3 separate regions of the Homo sapiens genome follow, and all the other regions are linked to region 1. The links are chromatin loops, found by intact Hi-C in ENCODE. Cell type or tissue: gastrocnemius medialis. All regions are shown on one strand. Links, peaks and the distances in the headings refer to the core of each region. The heading gives the core; the rest is flanking DNA. Region 1 overlaps EDEM1 (ER degradation enhancing alpha-mannosidase like protein 1). Region 2 overlaps ITPR1 (inositol 1,4,5-trisphosphate receptor type 1). Region 3 has its middle 50 kb from the start of ARL8B.

Evidence for each region. Hi-C counts contacts between places; a loop is a spot of excess contacts. Peaks named below come from ENCODE experiments on the same cell type or tissue, not always from the same donor. Only the 100,000 strongest peaks of a DNase experiment are listed, where the experiment ranks them.
Region 2: a loop joins it to region 1, with 2.3 times the contacts of the local background. A loop is called at or near these places in 3 of 110 quality-filtered maps.
Region 3: a loop joins it to region 1, with 6 times the contacts of the local background. A loop is called at or near these places in 2 of 110 quality-filtered maps.

What each region holds. Positions count from the first base shown.
Region 1 is chr3:5,188,931-5,196,996 of GRCh38, reverse strand. It overlaps EDEM1 (ER degradation enhancing alpha-mannosidase like protein 1), which reads right to left. Exons shown (of 12, transcript NM_014674.3): 2 at 1,716-1,788. Among named protein-coding and RNA genes, the nearest start is that of EDEM1, 5.3 kb to the right of the region's middle. RefSeq lists enhancers at 1,908-1,977, 2,378-2,447 and a silencer at 7,185-7,304. In gastrocnemius medialis, for the core only: no CTCF peak of the experiment used is centred there; DNase peaks (open chromatin) are centred at 588, 1,186, 2,036 and 3,876; H3K27ac peaks cover 4,485 bases.
Region 2 is chr3:4,737,013-4,748,145 of GRCh38, reverse strand. The region is part of intron 44 of ITPR1 (inositol 1,4,5-trisphosphate receptor type 1); the gene reads right to left. Among named protein-coding and RNA genes, the nearest start is that of EGOT, 9.0 kb to the left of the region's middle. In gastrocnemius medialis, for the core only: no CTCF peak of the experiment used is centred there; DNase peaks (open chromatin) are centred at 6,285 and 7,050; H3K4me3 peaks cover 512 bases; H3K27ac peaks cover 2,911 bases.
Region 3 is chr3:5,066,888-5,078,020 of GRCh38, reverse strand. It overlaps the pseudogene RNF10P1. Among named protein-coding and RNA genes, the nearest start is that of ARL8B, 50 kb to the left of the region's middle. RefSeq lists a silencer at 80-225. In gastrocnemius medialis, for the core only: no CTCF peak of the experiment used is centred there; a DNase peak (open chromatin) is centred at 5,330; H3K27ac peaks cover 1,191 bases.

The sequences.
Region 1 (8,066 bases), core at 1-5,000:
AGATCACGCCACAGCACTCCAGCCTGGCGGCAGAGCGAGACTCTCTCAAAAAAAAAAAAAAGAAAAGAAAAGAAAAGAAAAGACGACGACGATGACAAAGCTCTCAGGGACAAGGAGTAGGCTTTCATGAGCTATACATTGAGTCTTAGGACGTTTCCTTTAAGCAACACTTGTAGGCTGAGTCAGCCTCTGGTATCATCAACAAATTAGCTCTAAGGTCGAACATACTTGTCTGGGCACATTTTGATCAGTGATGGTAAATGACTGAAACAGAGCAGCAATAACTTCAGAAGGAGATATTGGGAAACTAAGTTGCTTTGTAATTTAAATTATACTAAATCAGTACCCCAGATTTCCTATTAGACCAAGGGCCTAGTCCTATTTCTACTACTTATTTATAAAATGAGGACGTAGAATGATCTCTCAAGCTCTTTCCAAGTTCTGGTAATTCTACTACTAGCAAGATACTAGACAATCATAATGCAAACTTGGCTAGCACATTACCCAATTCTTGTGTGTGTGTGTGTGTGTGTGTCTCCAGAGATGGAGTCTCACTCTGTTGCCCAGGCTACAGTGCAGTGGCGCAATCTCAGCTGACTGCAACCTCTGACTCCTGGGTTCAAGCATTTCTCCTGCCTCAGCCTCTTGAAGAGCTGGGACCACAGGCGCCCGCCACCATGCCCAGCTAATTTTTGTACTTTTAGTAGAGAAGGGGTTTCACCATGTTGGTCAGGCTGGTCTCAAACTCCTGACCTCAGCTGATCCTCCCACCTCAACCGCCCTAAGTGCTGGGATTACAGGCGTGAGCCACTGCGCCCGGCCCCAATTCTATCTCCTAACAGACAGCTTTAAACTCTTCTATGGCATGTTAAAAGAAACAAGAATAAATAAAAGTACAACATTTGGGCTAGACTGCAATAAGATATTTCTCATGGTAAAGACTTGCTGGACAATGAAGGAAAGCAAAGAGGTTGTAAAAATCACCTTAACTAAGAAGATTTTAAAACAACACTATGCTGGAATACAGTCCCCTGGAAACTGCTTTAATGGCAAAAGGTGAAGCAGATGAAGCACACAGACATGGCACCATGTACTGAGTGCCACACTGCCTTCAAGGTGCTTCTGCATATCTGCTCAAAGGCCTCTAGTTCTCCAGAGTCAATGAGCAAAACCACAGGATGAGGCAGTAATGCCAGCACCCACGTTGGCAGCTCAGGCATGGAGTGTCCACAAAACAGGAAGTGGCAAATAAAAGAGAAGGGTTTCTAGGGAGCCCCACATAAGGATGGGCGCTAGGGCTCCAACTTGCTCCTGGGGGAGCCAGTGGCTAGATGACATTTCAGGGTACCTGCCAACCCTTAGATCTTCTCTCTTTTACTCCTGGAATAGCAACGACTATAATTATCAATATTAATGAGCTTCATTATGGGTTCTTTTAGGGAATAAGATAGAAACTGGTTAAAAAAAAATAGGTTCCCTAAAATCAATCGTACATTCCTTCTCCTTTTTTTAATGGAATCACATTTCCCCTCATTTAACCTTCAACACTTTTCTTGTTCTCCCCATTAAGGTCATTAAAATAAATAACAGTTATCAAAGCTAATGATACATTTTGACTTATCAGGCTCCCTGGAATTCCCACTGCTGGAGGGAACTAGGGATAATCAACTCTAAAACATCTTAATTCATTTTTTTAAAAAAAGGTGAACACTTACTGCAAGTGTATCCAATGCATCAACAAGAGTCAATGAGTAGTTCCCTAGTACATCATTGATGTTCAGATTTGAACTGAAAAAGAAAATTAAAATTCAACAAAAAGACTTTATTTCAAAAGAGAAGACAATAAAAGTAAACACCCATCAGAAACTATAATTGCCAGCAACTCTTATTTATTCAGGAACTAATTATGGGTGAATTAATACAGCAAAGGTCTTTCTACCCCCAAAGTAACACTTTCTATGGTGTCCATAAGTAGAATCAAGTCACAGAACTGTGGAGACACACTTGTACCAGAGTGGAAAGAATGCTCACAGGAAGTCAGGAGGCAGTGAGTCATCTCCTCTCTGAGATTCAGGTTTATCACCATAGACAATCTCCTTGGTCCTGTCCAACTTTAAAAAGCTCTGATTTCACAATCATTAGGAACTAAAGAAGAGCCCTTGTCATACGACCCACCTGTAATACTTTAATACAGAAATTAGACACCACAGCCTATATTACACACAAAAAGAAGTAAATACATTAATTGACAGTGTCAATATTACTCATCTGCCCTATGGTTGGGGGTATAAATTAACTTCTTTACACCATTTCTTCATTAATAACTCATCCAAAGGGTCTTGATTATTTCCGTTAATTCTGAGATATCATTTAACATGAACCTAGGCAGGAATTGAGGCCTTTCTCACTTCTTGACTGGAGCTACATAAACGTTTCTGCCACACACCTCTCACCCCATAATCTACACCAATTTTCCATTCTGAAACAACCTTAAGAAACCAACTTCAGGATGACAAGGGTGAAGCTCCTCAGGCACTGTGGTATGTCTTTGTAACACTTTACAAAAAAGTCAACAACAAAAAAACTAATACATCTGGGAGAATAGGGATGAAGAACTAGTAAAATAAAGGACAGTTTGAGAAATTCTGGGGACTTCATTTATTTATTTGTCCCATTCCCAAAAATCCAGAAAATAAGTGCAGAAGCTTGGAAAAAATGATAGTAAGAGAAGACATAAGACAACTGTTTAAAGATTTTATTAGCAACCAAAGCAAAAAAGCTCCAGTTTTATTTCCAGCAAGATGCATTGATATCTGCAGTCTTCCATCATATCCCAAAGCACTTCATCTGCTCCTCGGATCACCCTAATGGGTCCTTATCTCACCTTCCAGTCAGAGAAGCTTCTGGTGCACAGCACCTCTCGTGTTGTGATGGCTTGCTGTGGTCTCTGAAAGGCCTGTGCCTCAGCTGGGGAAAATGGGGCTTATGTGAAAGAGGCATAACAGCTCCAATGTCTCATTTTATTTGAACCCTCCAGTTGCCTTGTTTTATGCTGTTACACCATCTAATCTAAAGCAAAGAATTTATAGTAAAATTTTAGGCTGGGTGCGGTGGCTCACGCCTGTAATCCCAGCACTTTGGGAGGCCGAGGTGGGTGGATCATCCAAGGTCAGGAGTTCAAGACCAGCCTGGCCAACATGGCAAGACCCTGTCTCTACTAAAAATACAAAAATTAGCTGGGCGTGGTGGCAGGCGCCTGTAATCCCAGCTACTAGGGAGGCTGAGGCAGAAGAATTACTTGAACTCAGGAGGCGGAGGTTGCGGTGAGCCGAGATCATGCCATTGCACTCCAGCCTGGGCAACAAGAGCGAAACTCTGTCTCAAAAAAAAAAAAAATTTTAGATACTGTTTTTTTGAAACGAGATATATATGGGGGCTATAGTCTAGGAACTAGGGCTAGCTCATTTCCTATAAGCTGGGAAGTCAGAAAACTGCTTGGCTGGAAAATTGTACCTGTTTTTTCTATTTGTTGATTTTCTGGAAATAAACTTATACAATAGCAAAAGGTCCCCTCAAAGCAAGAGCTATGGATTCAAATATGCCTCTCAAGCGCAAGTGACAGCCAAAAAAGGTACAAAAAGTGCAAGGGTTGCAGGAGGGGCTCAAAGGAGACAGGGAGATCCTTACGCCCAATTCTGCCAACTCAAGAATGTTCTGCTCTGTGTAAATATTTCACTCTGTTGCTCTGCCGCTTAGAAACAGAGTGGGCTTCAACAGCCCACCTCATCAGAAAACAGCTCCCTCATCATGTAGCATCCAAGCTAGATGGTAATCAGGAGAACCACATGTAACTCCCCTCTCCTGAGTCACACCCAGATCTGCGGCATGTGTCATTCTATCCACCTGCACAGGCCCATGGAAGGAAGGTACTCACTGTGAGCACTGAACTCCTTTCTATGTTTTATTGTGCTTTGCCTTGTAATCTATAACTAAAATAGACCCAGTTTTAAAATATTTTTTACAATGCCCAGTCACTAAAAATTAATGAGCTGCCACAGTAAAAAAAAAAAAAAAAATTACTTGCAGTAACTGTGGGGTTTCTTCTCTCCACTCTAGTCAGACAAATCCTCTCTAAGATCTGGGGTATTTACTCATTAGAACACTTTTAATTCTTTCTTACCAAATAATTGCTACATCCTCTTTCAAAAGGTGCCAAAATAAGGGGGAAGTGGGAGTGAGGATGAAGGAAGAAAAAAAAACACCATAAAACTCTACTGGCCTAACAGCATGAAATTATTATGACTCCATTTATGCCAGCCCACTATGCAGCTCAGACTCTGGATTTGTTCTTTGTAGATATTCTTGTCAATCTCCAGCCTAACCTGATACCTTTAAGTTCATCCAGCAAGAACTCAATACCTTTCCCTGTAACCAGCTGGCTGAACCGCACAACTAAACGCTCCACTTACTTCACCAGGTACAAATGTTCATGGCATTCACCCCACTGTAAATTTTTAAAGTTCACCTCAAAACAGAAAAGATGGAGAAAACCATGGCCTTTGATAGAAAATTTTTGATTATGTAGCTAACAAAATCAAACATATGTGTTTTTAAATTTAAATTCCCATGTATACTTAACCTGTAACAGCTGTTCAGAAATCTACCTGGTGTGGTGTAGGCACAGAGATAACATAAGAAACAGTCCCTGCGTTCAAGGGATTGATAATCTGGAGAGACAAGACAAAGGGAAATGCAGGTGAATACACAACAGTACTCAATCCTCAAATAAGGTTAAAATGTAGAATCGCAGCTCAAAGGAAAGGAATCAAAAGAAGAACTGAGCAAATAAAGGAAAATCATCTTCAAACAGTTAGATGGTGTCACGGAAACAAGAGGAGCCTGACTCTGAAAGAGGGCAGGACTTTCCAAAGAAAGAGGAATGCAGAGGAGGCCATCTTGAGCTAGTAGTACCTAAGCATTTGAGGGGCCAATATTTGTTTGGCTTAATTTGAGATTTGTTTTGTTGTTTTAATAGCAATACAGTTGAGAAGAAATTGAGAATGGTCACATGCCCAAAAGCCAGAACTACAGTTAACCATTCACAGGATTACAAAAATATAATATCCACATTTACTCAAAGAAACTTTAAATTTGGATCCTCCAACCCAAATTAAGGATGTGAGAACTGACTTTGCATAGTTATCTTAGACAGATCTGCTCTTTTTAGAGTGTTCAGGTTTTATTCACTTCATGTTAACTCCTTACCTGATACCTCCCCAAGAACAAGTCACATGTACTTGAGGCAAGATAAGTTTGGAGCATATATGACTACAGAGAAACGGTAAGAGTGTTTAGCACCGAAATTTTCTATGTGTACTTTTTATATAATACTCTAATGGCAAATTCACTCTTGTTAAATGAGTCATTAGAATACATTTGATTTTTTAAAATCTGAAAGATTTTTGGCTGGGCTTGGTGGCTCACACCTATAATCTCAGCACTTTGGGAGGCCAAGGCGGGAAGACTGCTTGAGGCCAGGGGTTTGAGACCATCCTGGGCAACAAAGTAAGACCCCACTTCTACAGAAAAATTAAAAAAAAAAAAAATTAGCCGAGCATGGTGGGGCACACCTCTAGTCCCAGCTATTCGGGAGGCTGAGGCAGGAGGACTGCTTGAGCCCAGGAGTTCAAGGCTGCAGTGAGCAATGATTATGCCACTGCACTCCAGCCTGGGTGACAGAACAATACCCTGTCAATTAAACAAACAAACAAAAAATATGAAAAATTTTTATTACAGATTATTTAGTTTGGGGATGTGAAGTACCCTCCTGTTTCAAAGCCAGCATGACAATACTCTGGTTTTAAACTTTCCTCAAGGCCTAGTATTCGATAGCATAACAGGAGGACTACAGTCAATAATAATTTAACTGTACATTTTAAAATAACTAAAAGTATAATTGGATTGTTTGTAACACAAAAGAAAAATGCTTGAGGGGTTGGATACCCAATTTTCCATGATGTGATTATTACAAATTGCATGCCTGTGCCAAAATATCTCATGTACCCTATAAATATATACACCTACTGTGTATCCTCAAAAATTAAAAATAAATTTTTTTAAAAAATATTTAAAAAAAAGCAAAGCCTGAGAGGAGTTAAAGGAAGGAGAGTACAAAAAATTAAGTTTTCCACTGTTTGTAAGTGGCAAGTGTGAGGCGTCCATGCAAGGCTTCTTTGGCCTCCTCAAAGACAACAAAGGTTTACCAACCAACGGGCCTACCCAGCTCAGGGCACAACCCTTCCCTAATGCCATCCCCACCTCCTCAATACTTCTAAAACCCTCTTTCCAATAACACATCTGTCTCAAAGCAACCTGACCTTAACTTACGCATAACCAAACCAATGCATAACCAAACCAAAACACTCATCGGCAGCCTTCATCCTGAAATAAAGGCCAACAGCACACATGATACCACAAAGACCAGCAAGTTAAATCAACCACCACCTCACTTTGCTGGGAAGGGATTCTTAAGGTTCTCCAGAAGCGCTTTTAAGGTTCATTAAGAAAAACATTAAAATGTCATCAACTCACTCTCCAAACCGTCATATTCTCAAATGAAAGTGTTATCACAATTCCCCGTTAAACTGTTTTCAACTTCAGTCCACCTGATAAAAGGTAATCTGAGAAACAGTCTGTGAGCAGGAATAAAGGCACTTATTGGAAGTGCTCTCTCCCTTCTTGTAATACCAAGAGCACTAGTGGAAAAGCACAAATTAAGATCCAAAATATGTACACATACTATGATTGCAACTATGTAAAACATGCATAGACATATGGGTAGGAACTAGTGGCAAAAATAAATTTAAAATAGCTGGTGGGATTTTATGATATTTTTCAAACTTTAATGATGTTGATTTAAAAAGAAAAAACATCAAAGCATGATGTAGGCTGACAACAAAAAAAAGACCACAATTAAATGAAGTTTATCCCCCCCCCCAAAAAAAAAACTAAGAAAGAAAATACATTTATAGGTATAAAGTCCCCTCTAGTTAAGTGAGCCAAATAATTCATTCATTTCTTAAAATCTGGAAAGACCATGGCCGGGAGCGGTGGCTCACGCCTGTAATCCCAGCACTTTGGGAGGCCCAGGCGGGTGGATCACGAGGTCAGGAGATGAGACCATCCTGGCTAATACGGTGAAACCCCGTCTCTACTAAAAATACAAAAAATTAGCCGGGCGTGGTGGCACGAGTCTGTAGTCCCAGCTACTCGGGAGGCTGAGGCAGGAGAATCACTTTAACCACAGAGGCGGAGGTTGCAGTGAGCGGAGATCGCGCCACTGCACTCCAGCCTGGGCGACAAAGCGAGACTCCGTCTCAAAAAACAAACAAAAAATCTGGAAAGGCCAAATACTTTTTTTTCAAAATTTAATATTTTTTCTCAAAAAAATTGAGATAGAAAATACACTTATACGTATAAACGCTATGGTTAAGCAAGAAAAACTCATCGGTTTCCTAGAATTTTGAAAAGGCTCAGTCCTTTGAATTTAGCTTGGGATGTCCCCTTGCTTCGGTAGAAATCATGCTCTCAAACTGCAATTTAAAACATAAATGTGTAAATAACCACACCATTTTAAAAACCCAACTCCGTTTAGTCTATAGGCTTCCTTATCAGAACCTAAGGACTGGACTCCACTGCTTTCCTCCAGGTGAAGGAAAATGCTTGCCCCAGACGGTGCCAAGACACTGAGCAAACCAACTCCTCCACTCCCATCCAGGGGAGGGGAGTCAACTATTTGGACTAACAGGGTCTATGGCAATGCACATTCCTTCCCTACAGGTAAGAGGTCCTTAGCTGGGTGTACTGCCCTCTTGGACTTTGATGTCAACAGTGGTGACCCTTGGAGCTCAGCCTTTGCAAACAAGGCTGGTGAACAGGGAAGACTGCCTGACCTTCCCGGACAACCACGCCACCAGAGGCGGGGGATTTATAGACAGATCGTACAGGGCGATGACGTTGACAGTCAATCTGGCATCCAGTGAATTTCACCTCAAGTATCTGGACCC
Region 2 (11,133 bases), core at 3,588-8,587, 450 kb after region 1:
ACATGGCTTTTTTCAGACTCAGTTTCCTCATCTGCAATTGGGACTATTCCATGTAGCCCAGATAGAGTACCTACTGGCTCCACGCACAGTGCTGGGCACTTTATAAAATGAGAAGACCTTCCTCCCTTTCCCTTCGCCCAAACATGAATATTCTTCAACCAGTAAAGACTCAGATGTGGGGAGTATCTGGTGCATTTAGCTTCTCTGAGCAAAACGGGCAAAAGCTGAGATCTAATAACCATCACATGATGCCAAAGAACATATGCTTCTTTAGACGCAAGCGAAAAACAAAAATCGCTATTAATCCAACTTTTCATAACGGCCCTAATTAGATGAGCTGCTGTCAATCTCTTCCACAGTGAGGAAGTTCTGTAGGACAGTCTTCCTGTCATTAACTTTCCTAAGACCTGGGAACCTGGAACTTGCTGGAAGTACATGTATGTAGCACACATAATTGTCATTTGGCAAATGAGATGCCCAGTCTGAAAGGAAAAGTCTTTCATGATTTCCTCCTCCAGAATTCATGGGCAGACCTTATAAACAAAGCAAATACACTGACCACTCGAGCTGCCTTCTGATTATCAGGAGGGCACAGTGTCTCCCACAAAGACTCCACTACCAAAGAAAACAAAATGTGGAGGCACAACTTCCAATCTGCCTGGCAAACAGACGCAAAGTCCTTGAAGCGGCCATGTCTGTGCCTGGAAAATTGGTGGAGTAAGGAGGCGGCATGGTAGAGAGGTTACAAACTCACGTTCTGGCAGAAAACAAACCCTGGAACAACTACCAGCTGGCTCTGTGACTCTGAGCATATAACCTGACCTCTCGGATCCTCTATTTCCTCATTAGCAGAAAGGGATCAAAACAGTACCTACTACATAGGCGCCCCAGGAAGATGGATGAGACCATGCAGTGAGGGCGCCTGGCTAGCCCGTGGTACATGAGCACTTGTTACCACTACTGTCCATCATTATTACAAAGAAGAAGAAAAGAGGACTGCTGCCATCATAAGGCTATTTCTCCAAGTTGACATGTATTTCCCATGGGCTCAGATCAATTCCCTCCCACACCTAAAGAAGGTCCCCTTTAAAATGGCAATAATCATCAACAACACAAGTTCACATTTCACATCCTCATGTTTCTATTCAAAAATGGTAAGAAGGCTAAAGTAACACGGTGGCCACACTGGGTCAGAACTTCTATCTCTACATTTACAGTCTGAGTGCTGGGGAGTCAGATGGAGACTTGACCCCGGAAGAAAGTGCACCCTTGGGCGAGTTAGTGGGTGAGGGAAGATAAACAACCAAAAAGTAAGCAGAGTTGCTTTGGATGAGCTGTTACGATGTGTTAAAAGCTCCATGCTGAGCTGAGTGCCTTCCACATATTATCTCAGTGAATTCCCAGAATAGTTTATACAGTAGGAGTATCCACACTGATTCATCATGTACACACTGAGGACCTTTCATCCAGCACGTGTGGAGGCTCCTCGAGGGGACTCGGAGTGAAGACAGACTTGGTCTCTGCCCCCTCGGGTCTTACAGTCAAGCTCCAGTTGAAGTGTGGTCATTACTACAGTAAATGAAGCACAACCCATTATCTCTGCCTCAGGGGATCAAGAGGAAGTTTCTAGAGTAGGAGACATTTCAATCAGGGCTTGGGGAGCCTGCCAAAGGGAATGAGGGCACGTCCCACATGAAGCAAAGGCATCTGAGTTCATGGCCCCGCTGGGGATTGGCAGGCATGAGTTGCAGCTGCAGGACAATAAGCGTAGGGGAGTGAGTGGAGAAACCCAGGTGGGGCCAGACCACGTGAGGCACTGATGGGTTCCATCAGGGTGGCCATGGGCTCCATACTCCACAGAAGGCTGTTCAGATGGGGAAGCAGGTAGTGAGGGTTCCATTTGGGGGGCATCACTGACAACCGCGTGGAAGAGAGAAATGCCCAGAGGCAGGAGGCCACTAAAAGGCTATCTCAGTTATCCAGGCAAAAAGGCTGACAGGTGCAGATCTCAGCAGCCCTATGCTGGCAGGCGGTCGAGCCTGGTGGTCAAGAATATGAATCCTGAAGTAACAGTGCCTAGTTTCAAACCGCTGCTCCTCCATTCCCAGCTGGGCCACTCTGAATTCACAGTGCCAACTATCTGGCTCATTATAAGTCCTAACAATGGTTAAACTCCCAGGAGGTAGAGTGGGCACAGATTAGTTCCTGGAGAAAAGCAAGAGAAAAAGAAGTCTGATGACTGCAAAGCTTCTAGCTTGGGTATCCTTGGCTGGTGGTGAGTCCACTGAGAAAGCTATGGAACACGAGAGGGCAAATAGAATGGAGGAAGGGAGATGACAGTGTCATGGGGTCCTGCTAACTTATAGCTAACACAAGTGGAGATGCCCATCAGGGATTTGAGCAGAAATCTAGAAATCGGCAGAGAGGTGGGACCGAGAGCTGTATCTTTGGGAGGTGTTGGCATAAATGGCTGCTGGAGGCCTGGGCAGTAGATGAGATTACCCAAGGGGATCGGTAGAAAAAGAAGGCAAACAGGCTGGAGATGGGGCCTCAAAACATTTCAGATGTTTTAAGGTCAACCGTATATGCCCTGAGAAGTCCCTGTGTTTACCACTAGGAAAACGTTTGTAGGAGGCACAGAAATAGCACAGCATTAAGCCATAAGGGAGTGACTAACCTGAAACCATGATGCTTTGGGGTAGGACGGTCAGAGGGGGCTCACAGATCCAAAGTCTGTAATCGCAGGTGTCTGGACTCTCAGGCTACATATACAATTTCCTAAGGAATGTCCTGCTTTGTCTGCGTCCCGAATCTGTGTTGAAAGATAGTAAACTGGGGTGATGGAGTACATCCTGGCAGAGGCTATGTGGGGAGAGCAGAGATGACTCTAGGGAAGAAAACGTCTTTTAAAAAACAACCCTGTCTGCTCCCACCAAAAGGAAGAAAGAAAAGAAAGAAAAAAATGAAGGAAAAGGGGAAAGGAAGGGAAGGAAAGAAGGGAGGGAGGAAGAGAGGGAGGGAGGGAAGGAGGGAAAGAAAAAAAAAAGACAGTGAGAAAGAGAGAGAAAGAAAGAAAACACAGAAAGAGAAAGGAAAAGAAAGAGATAAAGAAGAAAAGAAAGGGAAGGAGGAAGGAAGGAAAGAGAAGGAGAGAAGGAGGGAAAGAGGGGAACGAAGGAAGGAAGGAGGGAGGGAGGGAAGGAAGGAAGGAAGGAAGGAAGGAAGGAAGGAAGGAAGGAAGGAAGGAGGGAGGGAGACAGAGAGGGAGGAAGGGAGGGAGGGAGGCCCCAGCCTGTTTCCCTGAATTCCCATTTATTAGCTGAGTAAGTGGCCAACATATCTTGGGACTTAGGATATTGCTCATCTGGTGAATATTTACTTAAAAATTGCCATACCAGGGGATGAGGAGCACAGAACAAAGGGGAAATACTGTGGTTCTTTCCCTTAGGCAGTTTAACATCTACATAGTAAAGATTAAACAAACCCTAGGGTCAGCAAACATTTTTCCAAAGGGCCAAATGGTAAACATTTCACACGCTGAGGGTCATTGCAGCTATCTGTCACAACTACTCAACTCTGCCCCTGAAGCAGGAAAGCAGTTAGGACAATCCCAAAGGAAAAACTGCAGCTATGCACCAATAAAACTTTATCTACAAACACAGGCAGCTGTCTGGATTTTTCCCGTGGGCTACCATTTACTAATCCCTGAACCTCCAGAGGAAGACTGACCAATCCTCTGCCTGGCAGTTCCCAAGAGGCATCTCACACTCGGAAGTCACTAAAGAAAGTTAGGAAGAGCACAGACCTCTTGCTAGACCAGAAGGAAGAGAAAGAAATAAGGAATATCTGGACCTGTTGAGGATTCAGTGGGATAAAATGAATTGATGCCTCACTTTACAAAAATTTCCAGGTCTTCTCTGTCATTTTTCTCTGCACTTTTAGTAAAATTTTGGAGACTGTGGAAAACCTGAGGTTCTCTCTGAAGACATCTCCTCTTAGAAACAAATTCCTAGCCAGCGTGGTGGCTCACGCCTGTAATCCCAGCACTTTGGGAGGCTGAGGCGGGCGGATCACTTGACGTCTGGAGCTCAAGACCAGCCTGGCCAACATGTAGAAACCCCGTCTCTACTAAAAATACAAAAAATTAGCTGGGCGTGGGGGTGGGCACCTGTAGTCCCAGCTACTCAGGAGGCTGAGACAGGAGAATTGCTTGAACCCATGAGGCGGAGGTTGCAGTGAGCTGAGATCGCGCCACTGCACTCCAGCTTGGGTGACATAGTGAGACTCCGTCTCAAACAAACAAACAAACAGACAAACGAACAAGAAACAAATTCCTGCTTCTAGGTTTCGCAGAAAGGAAGGAGATTAACATTCTGCTTCCAAAGTTCTTCCCCTCCCCCTTCCCCCTCAACAACTGTAGTCCTCTCATGGAAGGCCAGACAAGCAGATGTATGTAACTGTCCACTTCTGCCCATATTGTTGGCTCTGCTACTCAGGAAATAAGAAAAATCACGCTGGGTCTCCAGCTCCTCTGGAAGCATGAACCAGGATGCACATTCTCCCCTGGGACCACCTCAAAGGGATTGTGCCTCTTATCACCAACCTGGAGGGACTCACAGATGAATGATGCTGACAAGTCTTGCAGTAATTTCTTGCCCCGAACTGGGAAACTGAATGCCAGTAGGTGCATGCATTACCTACTGTCTGCCGTCACTCAGAGAGCTGCGCTAAGGATGACCAGGGCAGAGTTGTGGGAACTGCCATCTTCTTCTGCAGGAGGGCTCACTCAAGTCTGATATGCCTAAGAATGTAACGACTTTTGAATTTTGAGCTTCCTCCTTAAGACCTGGATTTAGACCAATAATCCTCAAGGACTCCTGTTCAATAACAGTCCAGTTTCCTGGGAATGGTGAAGAAGGGTGTGAGGTGTTCAGGTCAAAGGCAGATAAAGTAGGAGGAAAGGAAGAGAAGGAGGGAAAGAAAGGAAAGGAAAAAAGGACAGACAAGACAATGGCCTGGGCCAGGGAGCACTTCAAACCACAAAGAAGTGACTAGATTGCTGTTTTTCTTTCTGCTTCATCCCAGAATGTCTCTCATTACTATTAGTGGCAAAAACCGCAATTACTTTTGCACCAACCTAAATAACCTGTACTCAAGGCAATGAAATTTCCCAATGTCCTGGAGTTCTAAAATCATTTTTAATATACAGTCAGAAGGACTTGGGTCAATTGAGTGTGAAAATAACATAAGACAGAGCGTCCCCCAGGCCTGCTGGATGATAAACCACTATGCAAAAATAGAAAATATCAGAAGTAGGATTTTAGACAGAAAACACATTTCACAAAATACAGCATGTATTTAAAATAAATAAAAATATTATTAATTAGAACCGAGCATGGTGGTCCGCACCTATAGTCCCAGCTACTCAGGAGGCTGAGGGAGGAGGAATGCTTGAGCCCAGGAGTTCAAGTCTAGCCTCAGCAACATAGCAAGACCCTATCTCTTAAAAATATATATGAACAAATAAAAATAAGAACCACATCATCTTGAGATCTTTGTATTGGCCAGATGCCACGTGAGGTGCTTTCTATAAATAGTCTGTGAAAACATCTCAGGAGTTCTCTGAGGTGGGAACCGTCACCATCCTATTCTCCAAGTCAGGAACCAGTGGGATGAGTGAGGTGGACTTCGCCAGGAGTCCTGAGGTGGGCATATAGGAGGCAGGGCTTGAGCCCAGGCTGTACCCACACCACAGAATCAGCAGCCCTGGCAGCAGCTCCACTTGTCTACCGGACCACACACTTTACCCTCATGTTCTTCGTAACTCCATAAGGAAGGGACTAGGCTTTTCCAACCCTCATTTTGCAGATGAGGAAACTGAGTTTCAAAGTGGCCCTGACAAACCCCAAGGTCACTGAAGGCTGGCAGGGGCAGAGCTGGAATTCCAGCACAAATATTGTGGTCTGGAGGCCCGCAGTTGATAGGCTCTCTCCTTCCAGGGGGTCCTCCCTGAGTCCCTAACCTTTACGCCACCATTTCTCAAAGGAGCCAAGCTGGTCCTTGAGCCAACCTGGGGTGGCTTTGCTGACCCCTCACAGCTTCCGCAGAAGGGCAGTGTCTCTGGGGACGCCTGCTGGGGACAAGTCACTGCCTCCCTCTTTCTTTAATGCCAACAGCTCTCGAACCCCCACGTGCAGGAGGAGAGCTGCCCTGACTCCACTGCTGGCTTCACTCCTTTCCCACATGGATAAAACCTGAGGTTAGAAAACACCGCTCAGAAGTGACTCATTCCTGACTTCCCTGCCAAAAACAACACCCATTTACGTAACTTGCTCACACACCAATCTTTTCCTCCTCCTCAGGGTGACTGCCCTGTCAAACCAAGGCTGATCTTCCTCACAAACTGGCCTTCCATTTCCAGCAGAGGCAAATCAAATTGCCCTTTCCGCCCTCATCTCTTTGCTAACTGGGGTCAGAGATAGCCCAACCAACGTGTCCCTCCCACACTGTGTTGGTGACTTCCGGAAGGGATGTGAGATTTCCTATCTAACACTTGTTCTTGGGCTGATTTCTTAAGCCAACCTCAAAAAAAAAAAAAGAGTGTGGTGTAGGAAAGGCCTCATGAACCAGGGATCACTCTCTCTGCTGAATTTGCAGGCCAGTTTCCTGACGGAGCACTTCTCACATTTTCCATCTCTAGCTGCTTACGTGCAGAAAAGAAAACCCTTTTCGGGTGTGTCTGTAGACTAGACTTTGGCATAGGAATAGACGTGGGCAGCCATTTGATACATGAAATTCCCAGTGCTTCTGAAACCAGAAGCAATTAGTCCAAAAAAATGTTTAACTATCTATCCCCATAATGTGCTAGGAGGTTCTCTATGGTCATGTCAGCATATATATCCCAAAACATCTGTATTGGCTTAAAAAAAACAAAAATAAAAAACGAGGTATGTCCAAAGATAGCCTGTCCTCCTCTTCATTCCAGGTAAGGACAGCCCCTGTCCTTCTGTAAGGAAGAGGAAGCGAAGGGAACTTCCCCCAGGCGCTGGTGGGAACATCTTAGGAGGAAGGAACATAGAAATTGGCAAGGACTCGAAGGACGGATATGAAAGTGCCGTGAGCCCTGCTGAGCCCCATGTGTGCCAAAAATTAATTCATAAGCAAATGCTTATTTTATAGTTTCCCACTTGCTACAAAACATCAAGCCACAAGGAAATATTTCTTCTGGGGGCTGACAGGAAGCGGGTGGCACCAGAGTGGGGAGAAAGAAAGCCGGAAGTTCTCTTCAAGACAAGCGTGATCCTATCACCTGACAACGTGTCACCCGTTTCTGGAAAATCCACGGGCTGTGGTACTGTCTCCTTGTTCCCATAAGCGGAGGGTTCAATGTGAAGCCTGCTCTGATGGCAGCCAGGTAGGAGAAGTCTGGGAGTCACGATCTACCCTCAGATGTTATCACCATTGCAGGAGCCGGGGCAGGAAGAAAAGATGCTGGGAGACCTGGGGACACCACCCCTGGGAGTCCATTATGCCAGACTGGGAAGTAACCTGTATTTGGCTTCCAGGCATTTCAGGGCTTTAGGTGATGATGTGATGGATGACAGGGTTTCATAATAAGGGAGCAAACCCTCCATGAGAGTGCCTAGCAAGCACTGTATGTCATTATTTGTGGATTCCCATAAATTGAATCCTCTAGGGTCTGGACAATGAAATCTAGAATTTCTGGAGTGCTGTGATTCCCAGTGAGCTTATCCTAAGGCAGGACTGAATTTTCTTACAACATCCAAAAGGAGAAAGACAAGAGTCAACACTTTTGCAAAGAAGGGATTTAGTATCCAGGGAGATCCAAACTCCTCAACTGCAGAGACAATGGTGTCTCCCTTTCCTGCAGCTGTAGCATCCAGCTTGGGGGCCTGGCTGACCCATGGTAGGTGCTCAATCGATTATAATGGGGGTGGTGGTGAGGAAGCCAGTCCCCAAAGGTGGTCCCCAACAATTCTCTCTTTTTATACATGTACCCTCCTCACAATAAGAGGTGGAGTTTTTCTCCCCGCCTTTGAAATGGGGCTGGCCTCATGTCTGGCTTTGACCAATAGAATGTGATAGAAGTGATATTCTAGGAATTCTAAACCCAGGCTTTGAAAAGGCTAGTAGCTTCCACTTCCTGCTTCTTGAAACACTGTTTCTCAGAACCCAGTCACCATGTTCTAAGAAGCCCAAACCACACAGAGAACCAAGGCACTCCAGGCAGTACCCCCAGCTGAGCTCTCAGCAAAGGACCAGCACCAATGGCCACAGTCATATGAGTGACCACGTAAGCTGTTCTAAGACCAGTCAACCCCCTGATGGTTGCAGACCCAGCCAAGATCACACAGAGCAAAAGAACCACCCAGCTGAGCCCAAGCTCACAGAATCATGCTAGGCACCAAAATGGCCATTGCTTTAGGCTATTAAATTTTTAGGTGGTTATTCAGTGACAGATAACTACAGGTGGAGGTGGGACGGACAAGAGGTACAGGATATTTTATCATGGGTTTTGTCCAGCTCTGGAACTCTGAGTAAGTCATAACCTCCTTGAGTTTCTGTTTCCTTGAGCCACTGTGCCCAGCGTTCCCTAAATATTTTAAATCTGCAGTTGGTTGAATCCACAGATGCAGAACCGACAAACACAGAGGGCAGACTGTATACATTTCTGGAACTGTGTAGGCCTGCCTGCTTCCCTGCAACTCCCCTTTCTACCACCTGTCATCAGGAAACATGGATCTCAAGAAGGCCAGCTGACCACAGACCCATTTCCCTTCCTGAGACCCTCCATGGTGCACCGAACAGGAAGTGACCGTGCTCCACCAGCTCCGGCAAGAACCCACCATGTCTTCAGTGGAGCAAAGCATCTCAGCAATCATTAATTGCCACACTGTGGTCTTAGCCCAAGTCAGGCTCACTTCCCAGCTGGCCACTTACTACTCTGAACCAACTTCTCAACAGCAAGACGAAACTCTGAATCACTCCCCCTGGGGCTTCAAGGTTCCTGTCCTTAACTGGCCCCAGACACAACCCTAGTTCCACATCATTTTCTCCAGAGAAAGAGAAGCTTGGGGCCAAGGGGCTCTGACAAGTCAAGTCTAGGCTAGAAGGCATTTTCCTGGAACCATCGGCCTCCTGTGAGACACTGGGTTAGACTGGGCCCCCCAGGGGTCACAGAAGCGGGGAGGAGAAAACAGCATGTGCGTGCGGCCACACCCGCACCCTTCCATCCTGGCATGGATCCACAGGCCCCCACACCACCCCTGCGTTCCCCCAAGAGAAAACATCCCTGCTCCACACGTGGCTGAACTGCGGTAACTCCATCATGGCATTTCATCTACAGCCTGGGTGTATGAGTAATAAATGTGTGAAACCATGAAACTAATATTCATAATGACCTTACAAGATAAAGAACTTGAAGGAAAAACAGCTTCTGTGTGCCTGGCCGTCACCATCAGGGTGCTCCGTGAAAAACATGGCATCTCACCAGAGCCACAGACATCGTCTCCCCAGGAGCCTCAGTGCTGGCGGCCCTCAGCCCCACCAGCCACTATACTTCATTGTTAGTCCTTAATTAATGGTGCCTTTGTGCACCTGGTCATCCCGATGCCAAGCCCAGAACCGAATGGGGCCTCTGACTTCTCTTCCACGTCTAATCAGACGCCATTTCAGCCAACATTTACCAAGTATCAGCAGGTCCAGGCCTGGGCCTGGTGCAAGGAGTGACAGGGTCTCTGTTTGTGACATCCTGTCCCTCACCCCCACCCCTTTAGTCCCAGCAAGGTTCAGAGTCTCATTCCCTGCCCTCATTTCTTTTATTTGTTGATTGACATATAACATAGGTACAGTAAAGCACACTAATTTTAAGCATATGGCTTACTGAGTTGTTGTTTTTTTTCTTTTTTAAACTTTTATTTTAAATTCAGGGTTGCAATTGCAGGTTACATAGGTAAGCTTGTGTCACTGGGGTTTATCACATAGATTGCTTCACCACTCTGGTATTAAACCTAGTACCCATTAGTTATTTTTCCATCCTCTCCCTCCTTCCGACCTCCACCTTCCGAAAAGCCCCAGTGGGCGTCGTTCCCCCTATAAGTGTCCATGTGTTCCTGTCACTTAGCTCCCACTTATAACTGAGAACATGCGGTATTTGATTTTCTGTTCCTGTGTTATTTTGCTAAGGATAATGGTCTCCAGCTCCATCCGTGTCCCAGCAAAGGATACGATCACGGAGTTTTAAACATGTGCACAGTCATGTAACCACCACCCAAACAAAGAGGTCGAATATGTTTCCAGCACCCAGAGAGCTCTCTTGTGCCATTATGAGAAAATATCCTCTCCCAAGATATGAACTCTTTTATCAGAGATTTAAGTTCAGGTTCTCATCAGCTCTTCCACAAATTACTGCCCATTAACTTTTTAATTCTTAGACTGCCTCCTTGGGACCCTGCTTTCCTCAGTTTACCTGTCCTCTACTGCCAGGTGTATAGTCCTCCGTTACAGCTCCAAAGCCCCTTGGAGGGCTGCACTGCTCCTATATATGAACCCCAACCCCCATCCAAGGCCCTTCACTTCTACATAGCACTCCTCGGTCTGAAAGACCCAACCGCTGTTCTGGAAACCCAACTGCTGCTCTCACACCTCTGGGCCCTCTCTACCATGGAATATGACAAAGATTCCTTATGCCCCAGGTCCATGCCCAATTTCCCCCTTTCAGTCCCATGTCCATCCTTGAAAGCCCATTTCATCCACAGACCGTCTGCAGGCTCCCCAGAGAGATGCTGGTCCTTCTTCCTTGGTGGTTCCCCGGCATCACTTCTACTTCTTGGAGGGCACTAAATGTCATCCTTGAGACATAGCATCGTATGTGCACATCCACGTATCCTTGTTAGAGGTTCAATTTCTTGAGGACTGAGATTCTGGGATTTCTCAAACTGGTAAAGCTTTGAAATTTGGGGAAGGGAAGGAATAACAACCTAGGGTTTCCAACTTCTAATTTGGCCAACAGAAAAAAAAAATCTATCATCCATAATCAACACCATTTCATTAAAGAAGACACTGTGGCTAAGGATAAAGATTGGAGAGATATAATCTCAGAAAAAAATGGCC
Region 3 (11,133 bases), core at 3,281-8,280, 120 kb after region 1:
GCACCCTGCCATAAGTGAGTCTTTCTTTATTTTTTCCATAGGTCAACTTAATCTCTGAGCTCTTGTTCTGCTGTGTGGCAGAAAATAATATTTTTTCTTTTTGAGATGGAGTCTCTCTGTTGCCCAGGCTGGAGTGCAGTGGCAGAGACTCGGCTCACTGCAACCTCCACCTCCCTGCAACCTCCTTCTCCCTGAGGCAGAAGAAACAATTCTTCTGCCTCAGTCTCCCAAGTAGCTGGGATTATAGGCACCCACCACCATGACCGGCTAATTTTTGTATTTTTAGTAGAGATGGGTTTCACCATGTTGACCAGGCTGGTCTTGAACTCCTAACCTCAAGTGATCTACCCACCTTGGCCTTCCAGTGAGCCACTGCACCTGGCAGAAAATAAAATTTTGTTCTAGATTTTCTCAATCATTTCAGGCTTAAGCTCAATCACTTCATTGTTTCTGCTCCCCAGAGGTGGTTTAGGTTGTGCTGTGGAACTGGGGAAGTGGCTGGTCCTTGCTGACAACTGACGTGCTGTCACTCATTCCATAGAATCCTGTCCTGAAAGGATCTCAGCAATGTCACCCCTTCAGGTTGGCACTTACCAAGAGCAATGGGTCGCCCCAGGCTCCAGCCATCTTTTGGATGCATGATCACACCGAAAGATGTAGGCATGTTTAAGCTTGGCAGGAGCTAAATGCTCTCTTCATTTAAAATAGACAGTAGACATTGTAAAATAATCTTAAGGAAATGCTAGATCCTGCAAAACAGCTATCTGAGTGTTCACCCATGGGAGACACTTCAGTGATCTAAATCCCAAATTGCTGATTTACCACCTGCTTCTCACCACTAATCTCTCGCTGGTTGCCCAGTGATTCCATCCTCCAAAACCAGTTACCAAGAAGGTGATGCATAGACATTTTAATAAATTGAAAGCTGGATTAGCACATCACTAAACACTTTCTTTTTCTGCATAAGAGAATCAAAAAAGTGAGTGGTGCAAGATGAATGTGGGAGGTAAGGAGAAAGGATTATAATGATAACAGCAATAAAAGTTAAATTCATAATATACTAGGCACTGTACTAAGAAGTTTTCATTCATTAGCTCATTTAATCCTCACAATGACCAAATAAGGTAGTACAATAATAATCTCCACTTTATAGATGAAAGTATAGAGGTTTTTTTTTTTTTTTTTGAAACGGAGTCTCACTCTGTCACCCATGCTGGAGTGCAGTGGTGTGATCTCAGCTCACTGCAACCTCCGCCTCCTGGGCTCAAGCGATTCTCCTGCCTCAGCCTCCCAAGTATCTGGGATTACAGGCGTGTGCCAGCACGCCCAGCTAATGTTTTTGTATTTTCAGTAGAGACGGGGTTTCACCGTGTTGGCCAGGCTGGTCTCGAACTCTTGACCTCAGGTGATCCACCCACCTCGGCCTCCCCAAGTGCTGGGATTATAGGCGTGAGCCACCATGCCCGGCAAGTATAGAGGATTTTACGTGAGCATGAAACACACTCTGCTCCTGTTTAAGCTACCTTTATTTTGGGTCTCTGTATCTCACAGCCAAATCTAATCTGACACAGTAATATGATATCTTGTTTTTACTAGCTAAACCCATTTTCTTCTGTATCTTGTCTTGTTTTTGTTAGCTAGATTCATGTCTTCTCCTTTATCGTCATTATGATGCCATTGTTGCTCAGTATGCGTCCAACAGGTGTACATCAATCATGGAAAAAGCACAATCAGTTGGGATTTTTAAAACAACTAACTTTAAAAAAAAAGACTTTTTTAGAGCATTTTGAGGTGCACAGCAAAATTGAGTGGAAAGTACAGAGAGTTCCCATATACCTCTTGCCCCCCTACTCATGGCTTCCACCATCATCAAGCAGAGTGGTACCTTTGCTACAATCAATGAACCATCATTAATACATCATTTTCAATCAAAGTCCATAGTTTATATTAGGGGAAACTCTTCATGTTATACACTCTATGGGTTTTGGCAAATATATCATGCCATGTATCCACCAATATAATGTCATACAGAATCATTTCACTGCCTAAAACCCCTGTGCTCCACCTATTCATTCCTCCCTTCCCTCAAACCCCTGGCAACTACTGATCATTTTACTGTCTCTATCGTTTTGCCTTTTCTAGAATGCCGTATAGTTAGTATCATCAGCTAGGACTTTTTTTTTTTTTTTTTTTTTTGAGGCAGAATCTCGCTCTGTTACTCAGGCTGGAGTGCAGTGGTGCAAACTTGGCTCACTGCAAGCTCCGCCTCCCAGGTTCAAGCGATTCTCCTGCCTCAGCCTTCCAAGTAGCTGGGATTACAGGCATGTGCCACCATGCCCAGCTAATTTTTGTATTTTTAGTAGAGACAGGATTTTGCCATGTTGCGCAGGCTGGTCTCCAACTCCTGACCTCAAGTAATTGGCCCGCCTCAGCCTCCCAAAGTGCTGGGAGTACAGGCGAGAGCCACCTCGCCTGGCCATCAGCTAAGCTTTTTAAAGAGACTTTAATAAGTAACTATTTACAGAAGTGTGGGCAGGCCTAAAGGAAGCCACCAGGGATGCCTGGGCACTCAGGGACTAGTAAGTAGAGAAGGCATCACTACCCCCAGGCCCCCAGGCCAGAAGATGTAACCAGAATCTGGTTAAGAGTTAGTTCTATGCAGAGGATCCATCCCATGGAGGCTAAAGTCACAGAGGGTTGCAGCCACTGCCCAATCCAGGCCAAGTCACGGCAGATGCAGGAGGAAGAAATAACCTGACCCATCTCTTTCCAAGCTTCAACCTCCTGCTGGTGCCTACCATTGGCCAACCAGAAACCAGTCCCTAGAGATCAGCCTCCCAGGGTGCACAGCAAGCTGGAGTGCAACTTCCCAGGCTCAAGCAATCTTCCCACCTCAGCCTCCCAAATAGCTGGGACAATAGGCCTGTGCCACCATACCTGGGTAAGTATTTTATTTTTATTTTTGTAGAAATGAAGACTCACTACAAAAATAGCAGTCATTGCCCAGGCTGTCTTGAACTTCTGGGCTCAAGCAATCCTCCCACCTCAGCTTCTCAAAGTGCTGGATTACAGACATGAGCCACCACGCCCGGCCAGCACTAAAAATTTGGTTCACGTTATGAACCCAACTATTTGGTAAAGGAAGAAGTATGTTTCTATTAAAAAAAAATGTGGCCTCCATTTTTAATCAGTTACTAGTATGAAGACACTTTGCAGTAAATGTACATTTCAGTGTTTACATTGAAAGCACAAGCCAGTTAGCCTGTTCCCCTGCTCTGTTGGGTGTTTGTTTGTTTTGAGACAGAGTCTTGCTCTGTCGCCCAGGCTGGAGTGCAGTGGCACAATCTTGGCTCACTGCAACCTCCACCTCCCCAGGTTCAAGTGATTCTCCTGTCTCAGCCCCCTGAGTAGCTGGGATTGCAAGCACCCGCCACCACGCCCAGCTAATTTTTGTATTTTCAGTAGAGACAGGGTTTCACCATGTTGGTCAGCTGGTCTCGAGCTCCTGACTTCGTGATCCTCCCTCCTCAGCCTCCCAAAGTGCTGAGATTACAGGTATAAGCCACCGCGTCTGTCCTCTCGTACTCTGTTTATCAAGAGTTAAGTGTGTCTCTGTGTGAAGATATACTGCAAGCCTCTATGACTTTTCTGCTGGTTCTCATATTTAGAAGAAGAACCAAAATTAGCGAAAAGGAGCAGGCAACTACCATGTAACAAAGAGATTTTGTTTGTTTTGCATTTGGGAAACAGACCAGAAGTGACAGTGAGGCAGTAGGGATGGGGGAATTGTCTGTCTCAAAATATGCCTGTCATACGGCAAGATCTCAGACTCTTAGAGATGAAAAATACCTTTAAAGAAACACACACACATGCTCAAGTCCTATGTTTCTCAAGCCCTTTTAGCTGTGAAACACCTTGTTTGCCCACTTACAAACACATTTTGTTTTTTTTTAAGAGACAGTGTCTCTCCCTCTGTCACCCACCCAGGCCAGGATGCAGTGGCACCATCATAGCTCACAGCAGCCTCAAACTCCTGGGCTCAAGAGATCCTCCCACCTCAGCCTCTACAGGTAGGTGTGTGCCACCACACCCAGATAATTTTTTTTTTTAATTTTTATAGAGACAGGGTCATGATTTATTGCCTAGGCTGGTCTTGAACTCCTGGCTTCAAGCGGTCCTCCCACCTTGTCCTCCCAAAGTGCTGGGGTTACAGGCATGAACCACCATGCCCAGTCTAGAAGAATGTTAGTAGTTCACATTTATTAAGTACATGACTATGTGCCTGGTATTGTGCTTTGTACTTTACCTGGATTATCGCATTTCATCTGGACCACAATTTTACAAGAGAGCTGTTCTTATTTCTTCCATTTTACAGAGAAAGATACAAGAGGTCAGAGAGATGGCCCAAGGTCATATTGCCAGTGACTGTGGGAGATAAGATTTGAACTCAGGCGTCCTGACCCCTCAACCTGTGTCTCCACTTTCAGATAAAAGCCAAATTGCTTTGTTAAAGCAGAGGGTAGAACCCCAGAATCCTGATCACTCTCTCCTTGACCATGTCCTTGTTCGTGGCCACCAGGGGTACAGTCTGAAAACCCATTCAGTCCAACACTTCATTTGATAACTTAATTGATTAAACTGATTAATTCAATAAATAGAAGAACAATCACTCAGTTCTCAAACACTACCCATCTCTTATTTTTCTCTTTTCCTTGATATAATTAGACACCGTTTTTCATAGCTATCATCAATACACACATGTAATTTCATCTTGGGCTCTTTTTAACATAAATCTCTATTTTCTGTAAACATTTCATGTATAAACCCAGACATAAATCTTACCGATTTTAACAACTGCTTATTATGTTAACGGAGCACTTGATGAGAATTTCCTAACCTGTATTCCATGAAAGCCTACCTCCAGGTGATATGAATAAGTATCTGCAATAAAAAGGGGTTTTATACATTTTTACATTTATATTATACATTATATATATATATTTATGATAAGTTTGGGGAACAATACACATACTCTTCTCACAGTATGTTACTCTGTGAGTATATTACTCCCTTTCAATACCCCCACCAACATGCACATTAGAATATTAGAAACACTGAGAAGTCACACAAGAAAGCAACTGGCATAAACAGGCTTAGCAAACTGATCTGATGGTGAAATCTTTTTGGAGACACCCTTACTGAGCAGATTTACTGCCCAATAGACTCCAGTTGATGGCATGACACCCTACGCCAGGTTTGCTGGATTCTTTCTACATGCATGCGAGTGCCCTTACTTTACAGATGAGGAAGCTAACACTCAAGTCACCCAGCCAGCTGGCAGCACTGGTTAGGACCATAACTCAGGTCTCCTAACTTTTGCAGAAATCCATGTGACAACATTGTCTGGGCTCTTGCAGGTTGACACATGCTCTGATATTTCACAATTTCTGAAGAGCAAGTGAGCACAATGCCCAGTTCATGATGGATGGCTCAGGTCACATGGTAACTTGGCAGCTTGGGATAAAACATTCAGTCTCCCCTTAGGTCCTGTAGAAAACCCAAAAAGCCTTCTCAAAAGGTGAATATGTAGCGCTCTGCAGAGGAGGACACAGCTTTGCTCCCAAATCCTGAGGTTCTATGCTGATCCACCCCTAACCAGCAGCTCCAAACAGCATCTCTCAGCCACAGATACTTCAAGCTGCATCCTATCTTTTGGGTTGTAGGGCTCAAGCAGGGAGCAGCTTTCACAGCAACCTGATCCTGTTGTGACCTTCTCATATTCTATGCCCTTCATTAAAAAAGGCCACTGTCAGTGGGTTAGGAATGAAGATATAGGCTCAGGGAAGGAGCCACAACCAACATGCAATGGGGCGGGGAAGAAGGCAGGTGTAAATATCAGTTATGACCATGTGACTAATTGCAGAAACTAGGTCTGTTATAGTTATGGGCATTTCTTCCCGATTTTGTCATGGAGGCCGATGCAGAAGGATCACTTGAGCCTGCAAAATCAAAGCTTCAGTGAGCTATGATCTCGCCACTGCACTCTAGCCTGGGTGACAGAGTGCCTGGGGTGCTCTCTGGGTGCTCACCCAGAATGCCTGGGTGACAGAGCCTGGGGGTTACCACCCCCAACCCACCTCTCATTAAAAAAAATGTGCTAATACGATTTAACGTTGTATTTCAGTATTTAAGTCACGATTTAACCTTGTATTTCAGTATAACCTTGTATTTCAGTATTTAACCTTGTATTTCAGTATTTAAGTCACAGGATATCAAAAGGGCAGTGTAGCTCAACTAGAAAAGGAATGAACATCACCCAAAAATAGTTAAGGAGGTTTGGGGTCCCTTATGGAGGAGAAAGTTAACATGTTTACAGATGCATGAGAGGTTATCATATTACGTTTTGACCCATAGTATTTCTCATTGTTAAGGTGCCAGCTATCAAACAAATACTGAGTATAAAATGGGAAAGAGATTCAGGGGAGTCTGGTGCAGCCAGTCTGCCTATGAATTCAGAAATAATACTGTATTTGTCCATGCACAAAGTTCAGCATCCTTTTAAAGCAAGTGTGCCAACAAGGATGAAGGAAATGGATGCCCGTGTATTAGAGGATGAATAAACATACGCCACTTGGGGGAACTCATGTTCTCTTAGTCTTCTCAGAACTTACAAGCTGCAGAGACTTTTTGTTGATACTAAGAGATGGGTTAGTGTGTGTGGGGGATTCTGAGCAGAAATGGTTTTTGGTGCCAGGTGACTCATTTTTCAACAACTTCCACATTCAGCAGATGGTGATAATGCCAGCACTTAGCGATGGGGCTGAGTAAATCAGGACGGCATGTTTCCACACTTCTCAGATGCTTATTTCTAAACATTATGTAAAAACCATGTCTTCGAGCACTTCTCTCGGCAGGAAGGGATGGAGCCCGGGCAAGGTTTCTGCCCTTGGAGTTGTTCTTGCCCTCCTATTGGAAAGTTACCACGGGCCACACTACAGGAACATAAAGAAAAGGTGACAGACGCTCTCACTTTTCAGGCACCGCAAACATCAGGCCACAGAGTATACTGACCACACTGCCACAGACATTGTCTGTCTTCATCGTTTCTCACAAGAATATGACCGTATTGAAAGGACCTTCAATGCTGGGTGCAATGGCTCATGCCTGTAATCCCAGCACTTTGGGAGGCCAAGGCGGGAGGATCACCTGAGGTCGGGAGTTCAAGACCAGCCTGACCAACATGGAGAAACCCCGCTTCTACTAAAAAAAATACAAAATTAGCCAGGCGGGGTGGCACATGCCTGTAATCCCAGCTACTCGGGAAGCTGAGGCAGAAGAATTGCTTGAACCCTGTAGGCGGAGGTTGTGGTGAGCTGAGATCACACCATTGCACTCCAGCCTGAGCAACAAGAGCGAAACTCCGTCTCAAAAAAAGAAAGAAAAAAAGAAAAAAAGAAAGAAAGGAACTTCAAGTCTTCAACAGATTCCCATGTATTCCAAAACAATTAAATTATGGAATCTTAGAATTTATGGAATAGAAGACACTTAAGGTCATTGAGGCTGGGGCAGAGATAACTAACTTTTCACCAAATATTTTGCATGCCCTCTTGAATGGTATAGAGTTGATGCTGAGAAGTAGCTGCCTAGGGCAGAAATACATTTCCCAGTCCCCTTACATCTATGCAATGCCACAGGACCAGTGCTGGCCAGTGAAATGTGAGCAGAAAGGGATGTGTGTCACTTCTGGGCCAAGGCAGTTAAGAAGAGGGTGTACGTTTCTTCTGGATGCAAAGGTCTCCAAGGCCCTAAAGGATGGCAGAGCCATAAGATGAGACAAGCCTGGGTCCCAGAATCACCACATGGAGGAAACCCACCAGGAACACCATCAGATTGCAACATGAGTAAAAAATACATTTGAACTGTGTTAAGACACTAAAATTGGGAGGTTAATTATTATATTAGCTAGCATTTTCTTTATTAATACAAAGACCAATCTCCCTCAATCTACTGTTTAAATTATCCCATCTCCCTCCTGTTCCCCTACCTCAATCTACTGTTTAAATTTTCTTTATAATTCTTCATAGGGAGATTAGTAGAAATAACCTGAGACAGTCTGTGTAATGGTCAAGATGCCCGACACTGGTGTCAGGCAGACTAGGGCTAGAATTTCATTGTCAATATGAAACTAACAATGTGTTCTTGGGCGAGTCATTTAACTTCTCTGAGCCTTGATTTCTCCACCTGTAAAATGGGCATAATAGTAGTACTTATGTCAAAAAGCTATTGAGAGAAGTAAGGAACTCATCCATGTAAGGCACTAAGTATTCAAGAAATGGAGGCTTCTGTTCTTATTGGCATCATCCTACAGGGATGAATGATGGTGGTAATATCAAGGAATTTGATTTGTGAGGCTTTGTAGTAATATGAAGGAGATTGTTCTGTGTGGCTTTGTTATAATTAGGTCACTTTCCAGAGGGCCAGAGGAACTTATGGACACAGATGACTTTCCTAATTAGGTACCAGAACCCTGGAAAACAATGTGAGGTGGTAGAATTGGAAATGTAGGTCCTTGCAGACTCTGGCACCAGGAACACATAGAGAATAAGCATCAAAATCCCTGGGCATAACACATCTTAGCAGTACCCAGGTCCTTCAGGGGCGAGGAGATGGGAGCTGTTGTTTCCAGGATGTACGGGCGAGGTCATGTGGGATGTGAGTGAATCGGGGACTCTCAACACAGGGTGGTTCTCTGACTGGGTTTTGGGAAATGGGACCTTCTCCTATGGTCTCTAAGGTAACCCTAGACTGACATAGAGAAGAGAAGTCACCAGGAGAAGTCTCAGGAGGAACGCTGCTGAGAGCACAGGGCAGAGATGGAGGAGAACCAGACAGGGGGCCTGCAGGATCTACGGCAGCTTCCTCCCTGCCGTTCCTACACCTGCTCCTCCAGCTCCACTGTGGGACCTCCTGCACGGAGGGCCTGGGGCCCCCTCCCTTTCTTCTCTTAACAGAACTCCAGGGTCCCAGGCAGACTTTCTGCTGACCCGTCTGTCACCCCACTGCTTCATTTAGCATCAGGAATCTGGAAGACGACTCTCCTTCTTTTGCTCAGATGTGGAGAATTGAAAAAGGAAAAACAGACGTTTGGCCCAAAACTGCTCCAAAGATGCAAACAGCCTAATTCCTGCTGCTCTTGTGGACAGCGATGGGGAGAGTGACAACTCAGACCCTGTTCCTGTACCCAGTTTCCAACACTCTTCAGCCAAGCCATTGAAGCAGCCATCACGAAGCAGACCCAGCAGCTACTTCCGACCGCCTCTCTGAAGAAAAAGGAGAGGAAAGAAAAATGCGGACACAGCAGCTCCTGTTCCGCACCTCAGGCGTCCACACCAAGTGGCACAGCTGACCCGGGCTGCCTTCTCCGTCGGGTTTTCTCTTTTCTGTGCTTTTATTTTGCTGCTGTAATTTGTAAGTATTTGCATTTTTAATAGTGATGTTGCATACATATATAGTGATCAGATCAGGCTAATTAGCATATCCATCATCTCAAAACTTTATCATTTCTTTATGTTGGGAACATTCAATGTCCTTTTTTTGAGACGGAGTTTTGCTCTTGTCACCCAGGCTGGAGTGCAATGGCGCAATCTGGGCTCATTGCAACGTCCGCCTCCCAAGTTCGAGCGATTCTCCTGCCTCAGCCTCCCAAGTAGCTGGGACTGCAGGCACCTACAACCACTCCCAACTCATTTTTGTATTTTTAGTAGAGATGGGGTTTCACCATGTTGGCCAGGCTGGTCTCAAACTCCAGACATCAAGTGATCTGCCCTCCTTGGCCTCTCAAGGTGCTGGGATTACAAGTGCGAGTCACCGTACCGGGCCCTGTTAATATATTACATAGTTTCAAATAGCTAGAAGGATATTAATGCCGGGTGCAGTGGCTCACGTCTGTAATCCCAGCACTTTGGGAGGCCAAGGCGGGCAGATCACAGGGGTTCAGAAGTTCAAGACCAGCCTGGCCAACATGGTGAAAGCCATCTTTAAAAGAAAATACACAAAAATTAGCCGGGTGTGGTGGCGTGCACCTATAATCCCAGCTGCTCTGGAAGCTGAGCCAAGAGAATCACTGGAACCCGGGAGGCAGAGGTTGCAGTAAGCTGAGATCACGCCACTGGATTACAGCCTGGGCGACAGATCGATACCCTCTCTCAAAAAAAAAAAAAAAAAAAAAAAATACCAGACACGGTGGCTCACACCTATAATCCCAGCACTTTGGGAGGCTGAGGTGGGCGGATCACTTGAGGTCAGGAGTTCGAGACCAGCCTGGCCAACACAGTGAAACCCCGACTCTAGTAAAAATACAAAAATCGGCTGGGCGTTGTGGTGGGTGCCTGTAATCCCAGCTGCTCGGGAGGCTGAGGCAGGAGAATCGCTTGAACCTGGAAGGAAGAGGTTGCAGTTAGCCGAGATCATGCCATTACACTCCAGCCTGGGCAACAGAGCGAGACTCCATCTCAAAAAAAAAAAAAAAAAAAAAAGAAAGAAAGAAAGGAATTATGTAATATATTAACTATAGTCATCCTACAGTGGCATAGAACTCTAGAGCTTATTCCTGCTATGTAGCTGTAATTTTGTATCCTTAAACAAATCTCTCCTTATTCTTCCGTTCCCCCGACCCTTTAAGTATTTGAATTTAAACAGATTAGCTCAGGAACCAGGAAAATTTCAAATACAATGTATGTTCCAGATTCCTGTGTTTACACCAAAATAAAGTGTTGACACTGACAGAAAAAGGAAGGAAGCACCCTTCAGGGTAAAAAATTTTTTAAAAAATCTGTAAAGATGGGCCTTACTGTTTCCCAGGCTAGTGTTAAATTCCTAGCCTCAAGTGATCCTCCCACCTCAGCCTCCCAAGGTGCTGGGTGTACAGGTGTGAGCCACTGTACCCAGCTAGGAGTAAAGAATTCATCTAGTGTTTATATTGTATGCTGATTTTCAGCACCCCCAAGACTGATCACCTTGAAGAAAATGAGGTCATGAGTGAGTATATAAGTGACTCTTTCCCCCAAATCACACAGCTGAGGCAGCCCTTCCAGCTTTGGACATCTCTATTGAACATTTTCCTTCTTACTAAGT